Regions from separate parts of the Homo sapiens genome. Here region 1 is linked to region 2. A link is a contact called in ENCODE Hi-C or POLR2A ChIA-PET data. All regions are on one chromosome and are shown on one strand. The core of a region is the stretch at or near the end of the contact, and the rest is flanking DNA. Distances in the headings are between cores, read along the strand shown. Region 1 overlaps LOC101929507 (a long non-coding RNA gene). Region 2 overlaps LOC101929507 (a long non-coding RNA gene).

Region 1 (5,452 bases), core at 1,187-3,686, 37 kb before region 2:
TTTATTCTCTCCCCAGCCTTGCAACTGCTGGGGAAATTAAGACATTATAGTTATTAGTCTGATCTCGAAACTCCGTTATAAATAAAATGTGACAGCAGATTTAATTGTTGAGAATCAGATCCTTAGTTCCTTAGAACAATACTCTACCAGGAAATTTGCTGGAAAAACTAAGTGCTTTTATGGCAAATAGATCTGTCCTGCCTCCTTCTCATTGCAAACAGAGTCGAGTATGCATGTAACCTATTGTCAGCCCCTCACCCACTCACCAGGCAAAATTCCAGGGACATGAAGTCAAAGTTGTCATCCTATGATACACAACTGAATTACACTTTCCTTTGCCACACATAAAAGGGGGCAAAGGTGGAAAATAGGCTGGGCTTAGAAATAAAAAAGGACACTGTCATTTTGTAGGGAATTTGAGTTAAAATAGGGTCAAAATGAAATGACACTTTCAACGACCAATTCAGAGTCAATGAAAATACCAGATAGTGTTTGCAAAGCCACGGCCTCTTGAAAAGCATTCTAAGGAAATTGCTTAAAGTGTCTATATGTGCATAATTGTTTATTCTCAGAACTATGGGCCAGTTCTCTCTGAGCACATACTCAAATCACAGCACACAGTAACATATAGGCCTGGGGGCAGTCAAAAACAAAACATGCAGTTCTCTTTGTAGGTCAAATTCCAAAGCTAAGAACTTTGGGAATATGTCTAAATGTTCCCCCCCTTGAGAATAGAGGCCTTAGGAGGACATGGTCATATAACCTAGGGGTCATTTACAGAAATACCCCAGGACCCTGTAGGAGTTAAAAAGACCACCTAAGAGAGCCTTGAAGATGAAGTTTCCCATAAATGGGGGATTAATGAATTTGGAAGACAATGAAGTGCAAAGAGATGAGTCAACCTTTGAGCCATAACTTGAATAAAGGGGTAAACAATTATTAGGAAGTGAGCTCCAGATTGTTTGTCCACTTGGGTTCACCATCTCTGGTGCAGATGTGGCCCCTTCCCTAATGTGATTACTAACAGGTAATCCAGCACCAGGCAAGTGTGAGTTTCTGACAATTTGCAGAATTCTTACCAAGCAGGAACTAGAAATCACATGGGAATTTGAGTGAGACCTGGCTATTGAGGACCTAAATAAATCCTTATGGAATCAAATCAATAATATATATATGCGTATCTAAATTTTCATATTAATAATTAATTTGCCTATATTTGCAAATTGTATAACATAAGAAGCTATAAAATGTATATAAAAATTAGTGTTTATAACATTTGTAACACTGTCCCATTTAATCCTCACTTCCATGTAGTTCCATTTTACAGATGGGAAAGTTGAGGCCCAGGAAAGGTTAAAAGGAATGATCTGAGATCCCGTAGCTGAGACCTGAGATTCCAAATAAGTTTTTAATCTCAAAATCAAAGTGGTTTTTTTAATCAAGGAAGAAAAATTCTATTTGAACCAATTCTAAGTTTTTCCATGCTTTTTATTACTTATACCTTCACCTCACATCTTTTCACATGAAAATAATTTAACTATTTAAATAATTTAAGTATTTAGGGCTAAGGGAGACCATCCACATTCCCAAATATCACACTACTAACACTGTGTTAGAGCCATCTGCAAAAAAATGGCCAATGTTATGAACTGAGTCTTCATCTTTTACTGAATGTCAAGTGTTAAATTCCGTGAGAAGCGGCATCTTACAGAATGCACAGCATTTTCAGCATTTCCCCATTATGGATTCCAAGTCTCTGCATTAATGCAAACATAGGGTCTGATATCCTTTAATATTAAATCCCCACTCTAGCCATCTCTAACAGAAAGTGGCCTTTGGGTGCCTGCCTGAAATAAATGGGGCTGGACAGGCACATTGGTCTTTTCTGGCACCCCAGAAACCAGAGATATTCCTCCCACAGTGATTTTGTGTGCAGCACTGAGTGCATGAATCTTGGATGTTGTTTCAAAAGGAACCATGAGCCATTTATTCTTAGCCTGAAATTGGCAGGCTTTACATTTTGGAGAATTTTTAATAGGACTAGCAGAGGAACCAACATTAGGGATTATTTTCTCAGTGTGGGGTTAGATGTGTAATGCATATGTTTGCCCTGAGGACCCCAAGCCACATACTGTAAAACTCTGTTAAAATGCCTTTCTCTGCAACTATTAACATTTTCCTGTGCACATTGTTCATTTATAATAGTCCCAGCCAAAAGTTTAGAAAGCTATGTTCCCCCATAGACCATTATTTTTATGCTAATTAATTAGCAAAACCAATATCTCAGCTATGAGATTCCAAGCTCTAGCTACTCAGTTTGGCTGAAATCTGTTTTTCTAATTATTGACTACTTTCTGCTACTTTAAGTCCGCCACCTAAGTTCTTGGACAGAGCTAGCTTCTGGGAGCAGGGGATGTCTCCAATGGCAACACAGTTCCACACTGAGTGGTGGAGTGGGAGGGAGGGATTGCAGCTGTTGGAGTCACTGTGGATTTGGGAGGAAGTAAGAGGAAGAAAGAGAGGAGATTTGTAGGACAGACTTAAAAAGGAAAAGACTAAGATCTTTTGACAAAATTTCAGTGAGGTGCAATTCTCTAAAGTTGCTAATACACTTCAACACTCTTAAAGGGAACATAGTATTAAAAACATATACAACAAGGAGATAATGAGTTAGACTCATCTGGAAAATAATTCTGTGTATATATTCTTGTGTTCTTAGGCTCTTGATTCTTTGATTTTATTTCTGAATTCCTGGAGCTGACTATATTTTTATTTCCAATTTGACAGGAATTTAGGCAGATTGTTTTCTCATTATTTCCCATATTTACAATTTACATTGCCTGTCTGATTGCTTACATTTGGGCATACAGATATACAGATATGAATATACACACATATAAATAGATACAAATAGATATAATCTCTCATGGATTTTCTATCTGATTATGATGGTTTTTATAAGGGTAAGAGGGAACAGAGCAGCTACTAATACTCTGAGCATAAACCATGCCTCATGGGCTATGTGTTCCATCTCATTCTAACTTTATAACAACCAAAGAAGAAAGAGTGATTATCCCTAGGTAACAGATGAGAATAATGAAGACTAGAGAGGTTACATATGTGACTAAGGTCCTAGTATGTGGTAGAGATAAGACTTGAATACAGATTTGTCTAGAAGAACACTGAGGCTCTTTCTCCTAAAACATGTTTCTTGGAAAAAGACTTGCACAACACGTGTATGCCTGCAGTTTGTTCTTAAAAGGAAAGTTCTCCTTTTAATTCCTTATTATGAACATTTACTTTTAACTCCTAAGACCACTCTCTGAGTGTGTACAAATGTATCATTGTCATAAGACATTTTTACACCTGTCAAATGGGAAAGGTCATTTCTTAAGAGCAGCCAGCTGTAAGTCAGGGGTTTTAAAATTAAAGAAGGAATTATGGGGCGTGACAGGCAATAAAGAAGGGGATTGTGTGGGAGAAACAAAACAGTTTGAAAAAGAAGAATCAGAGACCAAAGTTATATTTGGGGGATAGGAGGCAGGGTTGGTGTTTGGTGGTTTGTTTCTTTTTTTGCTAAGGGCAATTTTTCTCAGGAATCTATCCCACCCTTCAATATTTGGTGCCTTTCTAGGCACACATTAAGATCAGCGATTCCCTAAGTTCACAATATAGCGCTACAGCAACTAATTCTCCAATAATCTGATAATTTACTCTGTTAGTAATAATAACCAGCAAGGACTAAAGAGCTTAACTCCTTATTTTCCTCACTTCCAGATGATTTCCTTAGCTTTCAATAGAACCTTGAATGCTTTTGTCAGGAAAAATAATTCAACTGGCACCCCTTGAGGAATCGTGGAGGAAATTTTGCCATCATTTGCATTTTGAGTATTTCCCGAATTTTAATTATCCGTGATTGAACCACTAGTATGATTTCACCATCTTATATTACAGGTTTAGTATGATATACTATTTTTTATATTGACCCCTACTTTTACTGATATAGTTTTGGTTCTATTTGTTTTTTAGATGATAGCTGAGTGGTTTATTGAATTGTCTCAGCTTGGAGGAGTAAAAACATGTTATTGTTTTATTTTTCTCGAATCATTGCCCCTGGTACTATGTCAAATCTCTCTAACCCCTGAAAAAAGTATTGAATCCCGTCTTGGGCAGATTTCAAAAATCTCTCAGGGGCTTTTGGTTATTAAAGTTGCAATTGTCCATTTTCAGTTTTTAGTTATGAGCCAGTATAAAATTTCTTTCTCTACTCCATTGAAACATATATATTCAACCACTGCAGCCCAGGTTACTGGCATCAGACTTGAAGAAGGAGAGGGCAAAATTGACTCTTACTCTTTTCCCTAATCCTTGACCTTGGAATGCAGGCTATCTTATCTGTTCCATCCTCCTCTCTACATTTTTAAGGCCCCATTCTGTAGACATCCTCTTGGAGTTAACAGTCTCTGTTCTCTGGTAGCTGTGAGTCTTTTTGTGCGGGCACCAAGCAACTCTAGGCTCAATCTCTTCCAAATATCTCCAGTTCTGTTCCCCATCAAAACACCATATGACGCCTGTAATCCCAGCACTTTGGGAGGCCGAGGCAGGCGGATCACGAGGTCAGGAGATCAAGACCATCCTGGCTAACACAGTGAAACCCCGTCTCTACTAAAAAATACAAAAAATTAGCCAGGCGTGGTGGCGGGTGCCTGTAGTCCCAGTTACTCAGGAGGCTGAGGGGGAGAATGGCGTGAACCTGGCAGGCGGAGGTTGCAGTGAGCCGAGATCGCGCCACTGCACTCCAGCCTAGGCAACAGAGCGAGACTCCATCTCAAAAAACAGAAACAAAAACAAAAACAAAAACAAAAAAAACATATGACATCCTTTATTTTAACACTTCAGTGGTTTTTAGTATATTCACTCTATTGTATAGTCATCACCACTATATGTTTTAAAAGAAAGTTTTATATCACAACTACAAACATTTTTTTAAAACGCATCATTTGCCCTAATTAGAAGGTAATAGAAGAAAATTACAATGAAAACAAAACTGTGTTATTCATTCTTTGTTACTAAATAGTGCTGCCCATTGAAGTCTTTGGGCTTGAGATATATTCTTATTGCTAAGGAGAGATGTCATTGAGGGCTACATTGATATTGAGCAAGTGAGATTTTCTCCATTCTTATGAATCATCAAAAAGATTAAAGGTGAAAAAATGTTTTTCAAACGTGATTTCATAATTGAATTACTCAATGTCAAGTCCACTTAAAAATCACCAAAGACATGTGTTGTACACTTGAGGAAAACATTGTGTTGGGTATTTCCTGCTGTGTTTAGAGATGGCCCTCCTTTTTCCAGGATCCCTATGCTTTCCTCATTTTCCTTAGCCCTTTTCATGTTTGGATCTCTACAGTTACACCATTCTAGCCATAGCAAATGGCACGTGGGGAATAA
Region 2 (6,063 bases), core at 1,433-3,932:
AACATGTTTAGGCTTTGTATTCATTAGTTAAATTTTTTCTATTTACTTTTCATCACAGATATGGTCCAGAGTTCCACAGAAAGAAGTAAAATGAATGCAACAGTCTGTACTTTCATAGTTATACAGAGTCTAATGAATGGAGTTAGATGATATTTATAAAAAAACAAAACTCTGATTTGCCCATCTTTCTCAATTCTACAGGAAAGTGATTTTAAGAGACAGTTTTCTCAAGAGTTGATGATTTCCCATATAATCCTGCATTCGAAAAAAATAATAGGACCAAAGAGGGCAGTAATTGAGACAAAGAATTAAATCACTTATCTGAAGATTTCTGGAATCAAAGAGGGAAATATTTTTGGACTAGGGCCTTTCTCTTACTCTTAAAATCCTCTCAAATAGCGGCCCCTCCATAAAATTGGTCATGATTAGATGCTTCTAGGAGTAGAGAAGAGAAGAGAAAAACGAATTTGTTCTCCTCTTCTACAACACAACCAAAACTTACCTCTGTGTTATTATTTCATAATATGCTCCCAATCAGTTTTTCCCAACTCTGTCATAATTCCCCTTTCATGCCTATAACTCAACTCAACTTATTATAATAAGAGAGGAATCTTTATATATATATATATACTCAAATTTAAAAATGCTTTTAGATATAGGCTTAGCTGCTTACTTACAAAAAAGAGTAGGAAGCATGAAGTAGCAGCATACAAAATCAAAGAGGTGGTCAACTGGGAAACACACACCAAAATAGAAGAAATATAGCAAAGCCAGCCGCTCCAGCATTTCAGCAAGACCCCACTCCCTGTATCCTGGGTTATAACTCTTCCTGAGTATTGCTGGCCTTTCTTATAAGGGTGATTGGAACAAGGAACCTAGCTGTATTCATCTTCTTACCTCTACAGCAGCATTTAAGTTCCAAGACTAGAAACTTAATATTTGATGAATGAATGAACAAAGGAGTGAATAGAATGGCAAATAACATGAAAGAAGATAGCAGGAGAGTTAGAACAGGAGAGGACAAGACGACGACAAAAGTTTCCGTTGTTTCCACCAAGAGCAACACAACTTTGCCTGAGAGCCTGAGCAAGTTTTCTTCACACCTGGCCATCATACAGTGTTTTTACAGACAAAAGATCAGCACTGCTTCCCTCTGTTTTCTTCCCCTGCTTCCCTCCCTTTCTTTTCAAACTAGGAAAGTTTGTATAAGTATGTTACTGCACAGACCACTGGGCAAATGGCCAACTGTCCTCTGGGGAAAAGCCAAACCTGATTCTCATTTTAAAGCGATACTGACTTTTATGGCCCGAGATTACTGTAATCAGAGAATATACATTGAGCTTGAACTCTCTCAGACATGTCCAAATCTTTACACTATAGAAGGTAGATCTTTCCAGTCTGAAATTTTTAAGTCAATATAATCATATGAACCCTGTTGTCAATATATGAAAAATAAAGAGATGTTCACCACGGGACCTTCATCTGCAAAGTCTTCTCTGACTTCCCTCAACTAGATTATAATCCTTCCTTCTTCTTAAGTCCAGTAGCACTTTAACTACATTCTCTTATAGCTTGCCACTTTCTACTTGGTGTTGTTATGCGGATGCATGTCTAATCAACTCAACTAGAGTCATGCTACTTGAGGGCAATAGCCCCTGCAAAAGCTTGAGAGTGCTTTATTCTTGTCTATAGAAGGCCCTCATAATTTTTGTTTATTTATATATAAGTAAATCTATTCTGATTGTAGTTCAGTTAAACCATTGATCAAAAGAACCCCTACCAATATCTTATATCCTAACATGTTTTGAGTTAACCATAATAGTTAACTCTCCTCGAGGGCTCATTTTATGCCCAGTGATACACTAAGTGCTTCTTTATTTCCATTTTTCCATGTTAACCCTCACTGGAACTCTCTTAGGTAGTCTTATCCCCTTTACAATTGAGGCAGCTGAAGTTTAAAGAATGAATTAACTTGCCCAAGCTCACCCTACTAGGGAATTGGCAAAACTGGGATTGAACCCAGGACGTTTGTTTCCAAATTCCACATTCACGGCTATTGTATAATCCTACTTCCTCGTCAGCTGAGTAAGGCCTTCCGGTCCTTATTCCAAAAATCATTTCTTAGAAGAAAACTAGGCTCAACAGGCAGCCAGATGCAGCTGTCAGAAAAAGCAAGATACTTCCTCACAAAAAGAAACACATTCTTCCAGGGCTTTAAATGCTGCCTCGCACCAGAAGTCCCAGTACCCTTGAAGGGAGGGTGACAGTAAGTCAGGCTTAAACCCAGGGTGACCTGGAAGCCCAGATAAACTGCAAGCTCCTGTGATACCCGAAAGGCTATTGTGTTGGCAATTTATCATCTAGGAAGCCGAGTTTTTGTTTTTGCACAGGAAATGCACTTCAAAGCTCCTGCTCTAACTGAAATACATCTTTCATAACTTAATTTACCCAGATTTATTTTTCATGAGCCATGTACTTTTTTTCAGAGAGATTTTTTTTTAACATTTCCTTATATGTAATTTTCTTAAATATTCAAGGCCTTGAGCTATTGTGTAGAAAAAAATTATGCTTAAGAGAGGTTAGAGTCTACATTTAGGCTCACAGTTAACATCGAAACACAACAGGTATGAATTATTACCCAATCTTTCAGGCTCTAACGTGTCTTCTTGCTTAATTGGAGCAATAAGTCCTAGGATTCACTGGGGATTTTTTCCTGATTGACGTCACCCGTCATTCTTGAAGCAAGATACTTACAAAGAGATCCTCAAAACAATGGAATATTTATTCATGTGCACTAACATATCCCCAGGTGTCAGGAAATCTGCAGCCCTGGGAATGAATCTTCTTTGTCCCAAAAAATGCCCTGTGGGCTGTGTTACTTTCTTGCTTTTTATTCAAAGCTTCGAATGAATGAAATGTTGGTGAAATTTTGAGGAGGTTCAGATTTGTTTTGGTACAGTGGGATGTGGCTTTTTTTTTTTTCTTTTTGCCTTTGCTCTCTCTTCCAGGGAATACCTGAGACTCTCTGGCCTTATCAGTGTCAAAAATTACTTTCTTAAAAAATCTTTTTTGGACTCAAGCCAGAGTTGCCTTTTAAGCATTTGAGGGGTGAGAGGTTTTGTTCCCTGTTAAAGGCCTTTTGAGCACTGCTGAGCACGTGGAGTAAGACTTTGGGGTTTGGGATTCCTTGGTAGAATCTCCAAAAGAACATTACCCAGGAAGCAACACAGTCACCCTGGGCATGAGACAAGAACAGGAACAGCACAGACATCATCAAAAAAAATTCTTTTTGCATAATAAATTGAATAATAAGATAATTTTGAATATTTACTATGTGTCAGTCACTGTTCCAGGGCCTTAGTTGTGTTACCATGTTCAATCCCAGTAATAACGCTCTGAGAGGAGGACTCTTCTTACTCTCATTTTACAGATGATTTAAGTAATCACCCAAGGTTACACAAGTAGCAACTGCTGGAGCGAGGATTACAAAACAAAAGTAGAGGAGATGCCATGTTAGAAGTATTATCTGTTTGATCCCTTTCATTCACTGTTAAATTGACTCACGGAAGGAGGAAGGAAATACATGAAGTGTAACATGAAGCTTTCTCAGTTACTTATCCACCATTTTGTCTTCTCTTTAAAATGTAAAAATAGACTCTCTTGCCTGCTCCCTCACCAAGCCCCACTTAAGTCTAGAATGTCTTGGGTAAGTTTTATTGAGGTGATTTACATTTTGTTTTTAGGAAGACCAGAAATTGTCCACTGCCAAGACATAATGAGAGGTTGTATTTGCCTAGAATCTTCCTTGATGAGGTGCAAAGGTAATTGTCAGATAGCACTAACTGGCTCTTTGATATCAGTTTAGGAAGTGCTGCACAATGTTGTTCCATTCCTTTTGCTGTGGAGGATGATGAAAAGTTGAGATCTAGAAGGGTACTTTTTGGAAGATTGGCCAACTACTTGCTCACTTTTTTCAAAAACAAATAATCCATTAGCAAGCACAGTAGTCCCCCTTATCCACGATTTCAACTACCTGTGTTCAACTGCAGTCCAAAAATAGGTGAGTACAGCGCAATATTTTCAGAGAGACCATATTCATATAACCTTTATTAAAGTATATTGTTATATTTATTATTATTGTTGTGAATCTCTTACTGTGCCTAATGTGTAAATTAAACTTCATCATAGGTATGTATATAGGAAAAACACATAGTATATAGTCAGGTATTATGTACAATTTCAGACGTCTACTGGGGGTCTTGGAACACATCCCCTGCTGATAAGGGGGTACTACTGTATACTTGGAATCCTTGTAAGTCCAAAGTCCAGTGCTAGGCTTTAGGAGGGAAAGAGGAAAAAAATCGAAAAAGACAGAAAGGAAGAAAGGAGGGCAGGGGGAGAGAAGGAGAGGAGAGGAGGAGAGAAAGAGAAAGAGAGAAAGAAAGAGTAAGAGAGAGAGAAAGACATAGAGAAAGAGAGAAAGAGGGAGAGAGAGAAAGAGAGGGAGAGAGAAAAAGAGAGAAGAGAGAAAAAGAGAAAGAAAGAGTAAGAGAGAGAAAGACATAGAGAAAGAGAGAAAGAGGGAGAGAGAGAGAGAAAAAAAGAGAAGGAGAGAAAGAGAGAGAGAGAGAAAGAGAGAAAAAGAAAAATAGACAAAGAGAGAGAGAAAGAAAAGAAGGAAAGGAAAGGAAAAAGAAAAAGGAAAAAGGGAAATGGAAAAGGAAAAGGGCAGAGTGGAGAGAAGGGAGCAGAGAAAAGAAAAACTCTTTAGAAACATCCACAAGAATCTGAAATACCTTTTCAGCTCATTACTGCTCCCCCCTCATTGAAAGTAATTCCAAAGAAATCCTTCATTAGGCCTATAAATTCCCTTGTGATTGGATACATTTTGCATATTTGTTTGGCCTGTTATCAATGAATATAGATAGAAAACAGAAGACAACAGATGCAGTCAGCATTTAATCTTTAAAAATCACTTTATGTTCTCCAGAACCTTGTGCATTTGTTAAATAATCCCAGGCTGCCTTGAAAATCCTGTTTAGTAAACTTTTATAAAGTCTTTCAATATGTTTCTTAGTCATCTTGTTAACATACAATGGCTCTTGCCTTTGGTGGGCATTTTCAGAATTGACCCAAATTGTATCTCAGGGAATTCATCTGAGGAGTAAAGGACAAGTTATCTCCTATACAAGGAGAAAGAATGCAATTAGAAAATCAAAAATTATCTTGTGTTCTTTGGCCTTGTGTCAAAAAGTATTTTTAAATTTATATTCCCTTTCTGGAAAATTTTAAAGTTCAGTTTTTAAATAATACTTTTATCTGTCAAAGGAGGTCTAAAAAATGAGACTGAGAGACTTCATATAGATCATCCAGTAGCATAAAACTTGGATTTTATCAAGAGGGATTTTACCAATATGTTCATATTTTCCCAAGACAGTCACAGTTTATGTCTATGGTCCTGGCATAATTATTTATGTCACCTCCTTTCGCTCCCTAAAATGTCCCAACTTGGATGATGAATTTCATGGTTACCTAAATTTTATATTGGAATATATGCATACAGCAAACATACTGTAGTAGAAAATATGAGTGCCTTGGACTATGGTATTAGTTAAATGATCTTACACAAGTTATTACCACTTTTAGCCTCAGTGTCCACATTATAAACTGGGAAATATAATCATCCCTTAAAGGGTTGAATGAGGATCCAAAAAGACAAGGTCTATGAAAGTGCTTTATAGACTGTAAAGCTCTCACAACTGTTGGCAATCTTTATTATTCTAATTCAGTTTTCAATAAATTATGCGGAAGAAAGGACCAGGAAACTACAAAAGCTGCACATCTGAGGAAGTAAGACTTTGTAAGAAAGAGCTGAATTTGTCTTCAGACTGGACAAGAAAAAAAACCTTTATGTTCAACTTCTAGGTCACCAATCTGGCCATTCAGAGATTAACAAACATTAATAAATGTATAAAAAATTGTGTTGAATGTTGTACAGGCTACCAATTTACTATTTTATTGTTTATCAATAAACAATTTACAATATCTTTATTCTTAAGAGTG

What was found. A loop is a pair of places that touch in the nucleus more often than their neighbours do. ChIA-PET counts read pairs that join two places held with the same protein, here RNA polymerase II (POLR2A). Pooled maps may share reads with other maps.
Region 1: a loop to region 2 is called in a map of heart left ventricle, with 2.8 times the contacts of the local background. The contact joins two enhancer-like sites. A Hi-C loop is called at or near these places in 4 of 168 maps with a recorded cell type or tissue (ascending aorta, heart left ventricle, mammary epithelial cell and 1 more) and 2 of 50 pooled maps. POLR2A ChIA-PET finds 5 or more read pairs at or near these places in 2 of 52 experiments (MCF 10A and activated CD4-positive, alpha-beta memory T cell).

Annotation. Positions count from the first base shown.
Region 1 is chr9:13,860,860-13,866,311 of GRCh38, forward strand. All of the region lies in intron 7 of LOC101929507 (a long non-coding RNA gene), which reads right to left. Among named protein-coding and RNA genes, the nearest start is that of LINC00583, 64 kb to the right of the region's middle. Within about 2 kb of position 2,437, at least 6 of the 41 ENCODE cell types and tissues checked have a DNase peak (open chromatin) inside an H3K27ac peak, as active enhancers do.
Region 2 is chr9:13,897,914-13,903,976 of GRCh38, forward strand. All of the region lies in intron 6 of LOC101929507 (a long non-coding RNA gene), which reads right to left. Among named protein-coding and RNA genes, the nearest start is that of LINC00583, 27 kb to the right of the region's middle. Within about 2 kb of position 2,683, at least 5 of the 41 ENCODE cell types and tissues checked have a DNase peak (open chromatin) inside an H3K27ac peak, as active enhancers do.